Regions from separate parts of the Homo sapiens genome. Here region 1 is linked to region 2. The links are chromatin loops, found by intact Hi-C in ENCODE. Cell type or tissue: GM12878. All regions are shown on one strand. Region 1 overlaps PHKB (phosphorylase kinase regulatory subunit beta). Region 2 overlaps PHKB (phosphorylase kinase regulatory subunit beta).

The links. Peaks named below come from ENCODE experiments on the same cell type or tissue, not always from the same donor. Only the 100,000 strongest peaks of a DNase experiment are listed, where the experiment ranks them.
Region 1: it touches region 2 in a loop (2.1-fold over the local background); 3 of 110 quality-filtered maps call a loop at or near these places.

What each region holds. Positions count from the first base shown.
Region 1 is chr16:47,571,881-47,576,880 of GRCh38, forward strand. The region is part of intron 7 of PHKB (phosphorylase kinase regulatory subunit beta); the gene reads left to right. Among named protein-coding and RNA genes, the nearest start is that of PHKB, 110 kb to the left of the region's middle. In GM12878, no CTCF peak of the experiment used is centred here; a DNase peak (open chromatin) is centred at 2,953; H3K27ac peaks cover 244 bases.
Region 2 is chr16:47,520,597-47,525,596 of GRCh38, forward strand. The region is part of intron 6 of PHKB (phosphorylase kinase regulatory subunit beta); the gene reads left to right. Among named protein-coding and RNA genes, the nearest start is that of PHKB, 62 kb to the left of the region's middle. In GM12878, no CTCF peak of the experiment used is centred here; a DNase peak (open chromatin) is centred at 2,935; H3K27ac peaks cover 943 bases.

The DNA.
Region 1 (5,000 bases), 51 kb after region 2:
TCCCAAGGGGTGTTCCCTTTGTGTGGTGCACTCCCCATTCCCATGGGAATGGTGATCTATGCGGGCCAGACTACTGTGAATCCAGCTGCTTATCTGGGTTTAGCCACCTCAGGGACTGCCACAATCCAGGCCTGTGCTGGAGAATCTTGGCAAGGGATATAGTCATGGGGAAGACACAAGGGCTGAAGGTCCTCAAGCAAAACAAATGATCCACAATGGGTGCACACCCAGTATGTTGCCTGCTACTACAGCTCAGGACCAGAGGGAAAGGGAGGGGACTTTGTGTGAGCAAGGACCCAAGAAGTCCCCAGATTGCAGCCCACTCCAGCATTTGGACTCATGAGGGCAGCGAAGCTCTCCTTGAGTTTGGATACCAGCAGTCAAAGGCTAGAGAATACCCTTTCCACAGAATACTTGAGTCTCTCAGGGTTTGATACTCTTCCAGCTTCTTGTTACTTTCTCTTATGTGCATGTTGTGGATTCTTCCAGTGAATTCTCCGATGGACTCCAGCCCTCTCCCTGTAACACTCTATTTGGGATGTGACTATTTATTTATGATTTTGTTTCTTTCTTCTGAGGTGAATTGGTTACTAGCATCTATAGTCAACCATCTGGAGAAGCTCTGGAGAAGCTCTTTAGTGCTTCAGGCTATGGACAGGTCTGCGGAATGTGTAATGGTTTGGTCCCTACTCTTAGCTCCAGAGATGGGTGATGTTGGGTGGAGCTGGGCAAGGCTGACCTGTCCTCTCATCTCATAAGGGCAGGTTCAAGCACCAACTCTGATGGTGGCAGTAGGGGAGTGGCATAGACTCTGTAAGATTTCCTTGGTTATAAGTAGCCTTAGTGCAGTGGCTTTCTCAATTGTCAGATGTAGTAGTAATGTACTGGGTACATGAACAGGCCCAAGGCCTCCTGAGCAGCCTGATTGGTGTGAGTAATAGTGTTAGCTGAGGTCATGCAAAAGTTTTCTCCTTCCTGAGCACCGTGTTATGATGTTAGCAGACATTGTAGAGGGCTGTGTCAGTTGACCTCCAACTACAATTTAGGGACTTGTTGAGGCCATTATCTTGCTCATACAAGGTCCTTTCCCTTTCTGCCTGGTCCTAAGCTGTAGGAGTGGGCACCATACTGGATGCGTACCCATTGCAGAAGTTTGTTCTGCTCAAGTACCTTCAACCCTTGTGTCTTCTCATCACTAGATCCCTTGTAAACAGCCCCCAATACCAGACTGGCTTGAGACAGCTGCACAGGATAGACAAATTCAGAGGAGCAGTAGGATTCACAGTGAAGTGGCACTAGCAGGAGAGAGCCAGCTACAGTGGTGGCCTTGGGGATTTATACTTGGCTTATGTTACCCTGGGGAAACACTCATATCCCAGGCAATGGGCAGGGTCATGGAACTCCCTAAAGTCCCTGTCTGTGGTGTTAGGCTAGGGGCATAGCCTGTGGGGCCTGGATCAGGCAAGTCCTCACTCTGGCTCACCAGGTGTGGACTCAGGCTGTGACCCCAGTGGCGATCCGAGGGCAGTTCCCTGGCCACTGGGGTAATGTTCCACGGAGGAGCGGAACTGCCTCTGTTGCATAAAAGAATCCTCAGGGAGGGGAGAGGGGTAACAGGCAGCAGTGAGACCCACCCAGCTCTCACTTTCTTAACACATTGGGTCTCACACTCACAGACTTCTGGCAACAGCTGGGTCCCAGGCAGTCTGCCCTCAGCATGCAAAACTGCCCCTGGTTGTAAGTCCTTCTGCCCAAGACAAAGACCAAGGCTTCCAGGCCACACCCCTCCCAGTTTGCCTGCAAAGCAGGGGCTCCCAGCACCTGCCTCTGTGGCAAAAGCCTGCTTCCTGCTCACCTCTCATTTCTGATCAATGGGGTTTATACCCACAGTAGATTAGATTGCTTATTTTAGTTGGCAGCTTCTTCCAACCTGTGACCACTGTCTGAGTTAGCTGGCAGAATTCTGTGAGGTCCCTTATGAAGTAGGATCAGCAATGGCTTCCCTCCATCCCTGCTAGGGTGTGGGAGTGCACGCAAAACAATTTTTTTTTCTTTTATATGTGAAGTCTTGCTCTGTTGCCCAAGCTGGATTGCAGTGGTGCGATCTTGGCTCACTGCAACCTCCACCTCCCGGGTCCAAGCGATTCTCCTGTCTCAGCCTCCTGAGTAGCTGAGATTACAGGCATGCACCGCCACACCCAGCTAATTTTTGTATTTTTAGTAGAGACAGGGTTTCGCCATGTTGACCAGGCTGGTCTTGAACTCTTGACCTCAGGTGACCCACCCGTTTCAGCCTCCCAAAGTTCTGGGATTACAGGCATGAGCCATCACTTCTCATATGCTCCTTGTGGCTCACCAAATCAGCACCAGTGCTTGGTAGGGTTGAGACATTCCCCTGTGGCCTGGATTGCCCAGTTCCCCAGTGTCAATGTGTAATCATGGAGGCAGTCTCCCCGCTTTCACACCCTGGAGACATATTTTCACCTGACTCACCATGTAGGTTGCCACCCACAGCTTTCAAAGTGTCTGAAGTTTCTTTCATTTTTTCTGTTGAGTTACTGTGTTTCTTCTTGGATAAAAGTTTACAGCATAAATCTCTGCACGTTATTTTGCTCTTTGCAAGTGGGTGAGGCATGCTAACAATGCCTCCAATCTGGAGCCTGGGTAGTTTATAAAGAAAAGAGGTTTATTTGGCTCACAGTTTTGCAGGCTGTATATACAAGAAGCTCAGGACAGAAGACTAAGTGGAACTGGAGTATAGAAATCACATGACAAGAGAGGGAATAATAGGTGCCAGGTTCTTTTCAACAACCAGTTCTCACGGGAACTCAGACTAAGAACTCACTCAATCCCATGGGAATGACACCAAGCCATTCATGAGGATCCTGACACCTCCCACCTTGCCACACCTCCAACATTGGGGATCAGATTTCAACATGAGACTTGGCAGGATCAAACAAACCACATTCAAATCATAGCATATGTCATCTGCAAAGAAACAGTTTCATTTCTACCTTTCTCAGCTATATTCTTTTTATTTCCTTTTCTTGCCCTATTTTACCACATAGAACTTCCAGTACTATGTTAGTCATGGTGAGAGCAGACATTTTTGTTTTGAGAGGGAGCATTCAGTTTTTCTTTCACCATCAAGTAGAGTTAGCTGTAGAAGTTTTGTAAATCAAATTGCAGAATTTATACAAATGGCCAACAAGCATGTGAAAAAATGCTCAACATCACTAATCATCAGAGAAATGCAAATTAAAACCACAGTGATATATTGTTACACCAGTCAGAATAGCTGTTATTAAAAAGTCAAAAACTAACATATTGGAAGGGTTTGGAGAAAAGGGAACACTGATACATTGTTGGTGGGAATGTAAATTAACACAACCTCTATGGAAAACAGTATGGAGGTTTCTCGAATAACTTAAAATAGCACTACCTTTCAATCCAGTAATCCCACTACTGGATATCTACCCAAAAGAAAGGAAATTATTATATCAAAAAGATAACCTGTACTCATATGTTTATCGCAGCATAATTCACAATTGCAAAGATATGAATCAACCTACGTATTCATCAACAGATGATTGGATAAAGAAAATGTGTATATGTACACAAAAAAATACTGTTCAGCCATAAAATGAATGAAATCACATCTTTTATAGCAACATGGATGACACTGGAGGCTATTATCTTTAGTAAAACTAAACTAACTCAGAAAGAGAAAGTCAAATACTATATATTCTCACTTAAAAGTGGGAGCTAAATAATGTGTACACATGGACATAGAGTGTGGAATGATAGACATTGGAGCCTGGAGAGGGTGGAAGGGTGGGAAGAGTTTGAAGGATAAGAAATTACTTAATAGATACAATGAACATTATTCAGGCAATGGTTACACTAAAAGCCCAGGCCTGATGTGGTGGCTAATGCCTGTAATCCCAGCACTTTGGGAGGCCGAGACAGGCGGATCACCTGAGGTTGGGAGTTCAAGACCAGCCTGATCAACATGAAGAAACCCTGTCTCTACTAAAAATACAAAATCAGCCGGGTGTGGTGGTGCATGCCTGTACTCCCAGCTACTCAGGAGGCTGAGGCAGGAGAATCACTTGAACCCGGGAGGCGGAGGTTGTGGTGAGCCGAGATCGCGCCATTGCACTCCAGCTTGGGCAACAAGAGCGAAACTCTGTCTCAAAAAACAAAACAAAACAAAACAACAACAGCAAAAAAAACCCAGACTTCATCACTATGCACTATTTCCATGTAACAAAACTGCACTTGTGCCCCTTAAATTTTTATAGATTAAAAGAAAGACACATCATTAAAGAAATTGTGGAATTTCCCTCTATTCCTAGTTTTCTGAGAGTTTTGTCATAAATAGATGTTGAATTTTGTTTGATGCATTTTCTGCATCAATTGATATGACCATGTTATTTTGTTTTGCTTTAGCCAGTTAACATGGTAATTATATTAATTGGGTTTTTATTATTGAACCGGCCTTGTTTCCCTGGAGTAAACCCTACTTAGTCATGGTGATAATTCAGCTTACATATTGCTGAATATTGTTTGCAAATGTGTTTTTAAGGATTTTGAATGTCAATGCTCATTTAGTTCCTCTGTATCCTTGCTGGTTTTCTGTCTAGTTGTTCTACCAATTGTTGAGAGAAAAGGAGAAAAGTGTGCAAGTATCCAACTATAACTGTGGTTTTGTCTATTCTTTCAGTTCTGTCAGTTTTATTTCACACATTTTGCAACTCTGGCGCATACACATTTAGGATTGCTATGTCTTCTTCGTGGATTGATCTTTTTCATTATGTATTATAATATCCTTCTCTGTCTCTGATAATTTTCTTTGCTCTAAAGTCTCCTTTATCTATTATTAATATAGTCACTCCTGCATTATTTTGATTGTGTGATATATCTTTTTCCATCCTTTAACTTTAAGCATGTCTATATTGTTATATTTGAGGGGACTTTTTTATAGACAATACATAGGT
Region 2 (5,000 bases):
CAAAGGCAGCCAAAGAGACCTAAGGCTTACAGGTTTATTCATGTATAGTTGTTTCTATTTGGTCATGCATCCTTGCATGGATTATACAACTATCTGATAAACATTTATTGAGTTTCCATAATGGGCCAAACAGTGAGAATATAAAAATGAAAAAAGAATTTAGTCTGTAACATCATGCAGTCCATATTATTGTGGGGAAAACAGAGAATGTGTTGTGTTTTCATTTTCTTGATAATATCATTTGAAGCTCAAAGCTTTTTATTAATTTTGATTAAGTCTCATTTATCTAATTTTTTGTTGTTGCTTGTGCTTTAGGTGTCATAGGTCTTTTAAAATTTCTTCTAATGTGGTTTTGTAGTTTTTAATACATTATTCTTTCATTCTTTTAAGTTCTTCCTGCATATTTTATTCTGTATACTAGGTTAAATGGAGCTTTTTAATTTTATTATCAGAATGTTCATTGCTATCATATAGAAATTCATTTGATTTTTATAAATTGATCTTGTGTTCTGCAATCTTGAACTCGTGTTTAAGCTTTAATCGTTTTTATGAGTTCTTTAGGTTTTCTATGTAGAATATTATGTCATTTGCATATAGTAATAGTTTACTTCTTCATATCCAATATGGATAGCTTTTAAATCTTTTTCTTACCTAATTTCCCTGGATAGATGCTCCAATACAATCTTGAAAATAAGGGCTGCGAGTGGACATCCTTGTCTTGTTCCTGATTTTAGGGCAAAACCTTTTAATCTTTCACCATTAAATGTTACCTGTGGGCTGGGTGCGGTGGCTCACCCCTGTAATCCCAGCACTTAGGGAAGCCGAGGCAGGTGGATCACATGAGGTCAGGAGTTCAAGACCAGCCTGACCAATGTGATGAAACCCTGTCTCTACTGAAAAATACAAAAATTAGCTTGGCTTGGTGGCGTACACCTGTAATCCCAGCTACTGGAGAGGCTGAAACAGGAGAATTGCTTGAACCCGGGAGGCGGAGGTTGTGGTAAGCTGAGATTGTGCCATTGCCCTCCAGCCTGGGAAACAAGAGCGAAACTACGTCTCAAAAAAAAAAAAGGAAAGAAAAGAAAAATGTTATCTGTGGGTTTTTTTGGAGATGCCCTTCATCAGATTGAGAAAGTTTCCTTCTATTCCTCGTTTCTTGAGTGCTTTCATCATGGAAAGTTGTTAGATTTTTAATATTTTTTCTATATCTGTTGAGATGATTATGTGATCTTTGTTTTTTATTTAATTAATATATACTACTTCATTGATTGATTTTCTTATTTTGAACCCATCTAAAATATCTGGGATAAATCTTACTTGGTCATGATGTATAATCCTTTTTAAATGTCACTGCATTCATTTGCTGATACTTTGTTGAGTATTTTTACATTAATAGTCATAATGGATATTGGTATATATCCATTCTGTGTTTTGTTGGTTTATATATGTGGATGAGATACCTTTGTCTGGTGTTGGTACCAGGGCCAATAATGGACTCCTAGGATGGGTTAGGAAATGTTTCCTCTTCTATTTTTTGAAGGATTGGTATTAATTCTTTAAATGTTTGATAGATTTTATCAGTAAAGCTTGCTGGGTCTGGGATTTTCTTTATGGAAATGTTTTTGATTACCATTTCTCTTCAGATTTTCTATTTCTTCTTCAGTCAGTTTTAGTAGTTTGTGTTTCTCCAGGAATTTGTCTATTTAATCTAGATTATCTAATTTGTTGGCACATATTAGTTCATAGTATCCTATTTAAGTCCTCTTTATTTCTCTAAGATTGATGTTAATGTCCCTTATTTCATCCTTCCTTTAATAGTTTGAGTCTTATCCCTTTTTTTCTTGGTCAGCCTAGCTAAAGGTTTATTGATTTTTGTTAGCCTTTTCAAAAAATCAATTTTTGGTTTTATTTTTAAAATTATTTTTCTCTTCTCCATTTTATTTATTTTTTTTTTAGTCTTTATTATTTTTTTCCTTCTGGTTGGTTTAGGTTCATTTTTCTCTTATTTTTTCTAGTTTCTTGTGCTAAAAGATTAAATTATTGACTTGAGATCATTCTTCTTTTTAAAATACAGGCATTTTCAATTATAAATTTCCCTCTACTTATCTGCATGCCATTAGTTTTGATATTCTGTGGTTTTTTTATTCATTCATCTCAATGTGTTTTTTGATTTCTCTCGTGAGTTTTTCTTTGACCCATTGTTTATTTAGTAGTACAGTTTTTAATTTTCACATATTTGTGAATTTTTAAATTTCTTTCTGTTACTGATTTATAATTTCATTCCATGATGGTGGGAAAACATCCTTGGTATGATCTCTGTACATTATTGAACATGGTTATTCACATTATTGCCTTTTCAAGTCAATTTTTTTTTTTTTTTTTTTTAGTAATTTCTGTCTCTATTGATTTTGTCTATTTGGTGTGACATCTTTCTCAGGAGTTCCTTTTGTTCTTTGTACATGATTTCCTTCAGCCCTTTGAGCATATTTAGAATATTTGATTTAAAGTCTTTGTCTAGTAAGTCCAGTGTTTGGACTTTATCAGGGACAGTGTCTATTAATTTCATTTTTCAGATATACAGACCACAATTTCTTGTTTCTTTGCATGTCTCATCTTTCTTTGTTAAAACTGGACATTTAGAATAATATATTAACTCCAGAAATCAGGTCTCCCTACTTCAAAGTGTGGTGGTGTTGATGTTTATATTTGTGGAGTTGCCTGTTTGTTTAGCATCTTTCCTGAAAATTTTCTGTGAATTATGTATTCTTTGTCATAGGTGGCCATTGAGGTCTTTGCTGAGTTAGCTTACTGGTCAGTTAATGATTGAACAGGAATTTACTTAAATGCTTTGAACGAATCAGTCTCCTAGCCTTTGCAGAGTTTCTCACTGTATGTGTTAGGCATAACTTGAAAGCTCTCATAGGAAGTGCCCAATTCTACTTGAGCTTTCACTTCCTGCTTTTGTAGAGCATCCAGTTCAGCCAGAGGTGTGGGAGTATTAGCTCAGGTCTTTACTTACTATAGGCCCACACCTATGTGTGTGCATAGCTTTCTGACTTTCCAGGAATATGTTGGAGATTTTCAGTGGCCCCCGTGGACACTTCATCCCCCAGGTTTAAGAAGATTTGTTTTAGGCAGCTGCAGTGTTAAATGGTTGCAACTGATTATTTCCTTTATATGCCTAGAAAAAAGGCCATTTGCATCTATGTGAGCTCTGAGGTCATTTAAAGAAAAGCTCTTAATGCCTGTGTTCAAGGAGCTGTCAGACATTCAAATAGTAACAGTTTACTAAGATGGTGATTTGGGGGAGTTCTAAAGCTGTTCTGTTCCTCCTTCATGTTGTTGCTAGTCTGCTGGTTTTTCATGTGTACTATGATTTTGTGGCTGTTGATATATAAACCTACTACAGAGTTGGGGAGAAGGGTTGAGAATAGGGCAATTTCACATACCCCAAAGCTCACTCTACTTAGTGAGGTTTCAGCCATTTTTCTTGATTTAATGCTCGGATCGTTGTATGCTCTTGTTGAATTTCCGGAGTTCTGAAAAAGTTTGATGAGTTTTGTCAATATTCTTACTGCTTGTGTGAACAATTGGATTTCCTGAGGCCTTTCCTCTGCTGTTCCGTGATTTGGATTCCGTTTGTTTTTCAGTAATTATTGTTTATGTAACTTTATATTTGTACCTTCCCCTACTGCCAAAGAAAACCTTTTTATCCTGCAGTTCAGTCATTTTATAAGATCCATTAACCCTGGAGTCCCAGTGTGTTTTTTAACTGCCTTAAAAAAAATACTTTAATATGCTGCATACATTTTGCTACATTTAAACATCTATATACAACACTTTTAATGGCTGTCTGACATTCTGTAACATGTGTCAGAAATATACAACCAGGCTGGGTGGGGTGGCTCACGCCTGTAATCCCAGCACTTTGAGAGGCTGAGGCTGGTGGATCACCTGAGGTCAGGAGTTCGAGACCAGCCTGGCCAACATAGTGAAACCCTGTATCTACTAAAAATACAAAAATTACCTGGGAGTGGTGGTGCGTGCCTTTTTCTTTGCAGTATCTGTGTATTTTGAATCAGTTACTATTGACCACATATTCTCAGCCACCATGGGAATGAAGCTACTAATGATAAGATTAGGGGCTAACGTTAGTATTCATTTGTGTTTGATCTGCTAATAACATTCTTTGAGGATATTTTTTCCAGTTCTGAAATTCCTTCATTCAGTATCCCCGTGTTGCCTGACTGGGAAGTCTTAAAAGGGAACACTTTAATATTTTTCTTTTTACTATATCATGAAAATTCTACTTGACTCACTTACGATTTTTAAAAATCTTTTAAAATTTTTTTAAAAATTCTTTTATGGGAATTTTTAAATCAAGTTATATTATTTGTTATCCAGTGGTATTGAAAAGTGGCTATTACTTTTTAGTTGGCTTTAGTATTCTGAGTCAGGCAAAGTTTGTGAATTTTCAGTAGAATTTTTATTATAATTACATAAATTATCCATTTTTTCCCTAAAATCTTGAAATCCTGGGATGAAAGTTCTTTAGTATTGCATACGGTTCACTTGTCACCTGCAGGAGAGGGAGAATTCCCCAAGGACAAACTATTTTAATATTTTGAGCAGGAGGCAGATACAGTTTAGTTGAGAAAAGATTTATTCTTTGATTTTAATATGTCTGGAGTTTTTACCCACAAATGATCACTATTTTAGGAAAGGGGTGGCTTTTTCTTCAATAAGGCAGAGCATTAAAAAGATAACTACTTTCTATCAGTGTTAAGAGATGTATAAATAGGAAAAAATATATGAAATAAGGTAAATCTATTTCAAAATGGAGAGAATTGGGGAAAAGCACTGTTTGAAGAGATGATGACTGTCAATCTGAATTGAACAAAACACATCTTGTACAAAATACATAAAAATAACTCTTTTCTCCCCTGCCTAAGAAAACTCCTAGGGAACAAGAGATGGAAGGAACTTGGGTCCCTAAATGA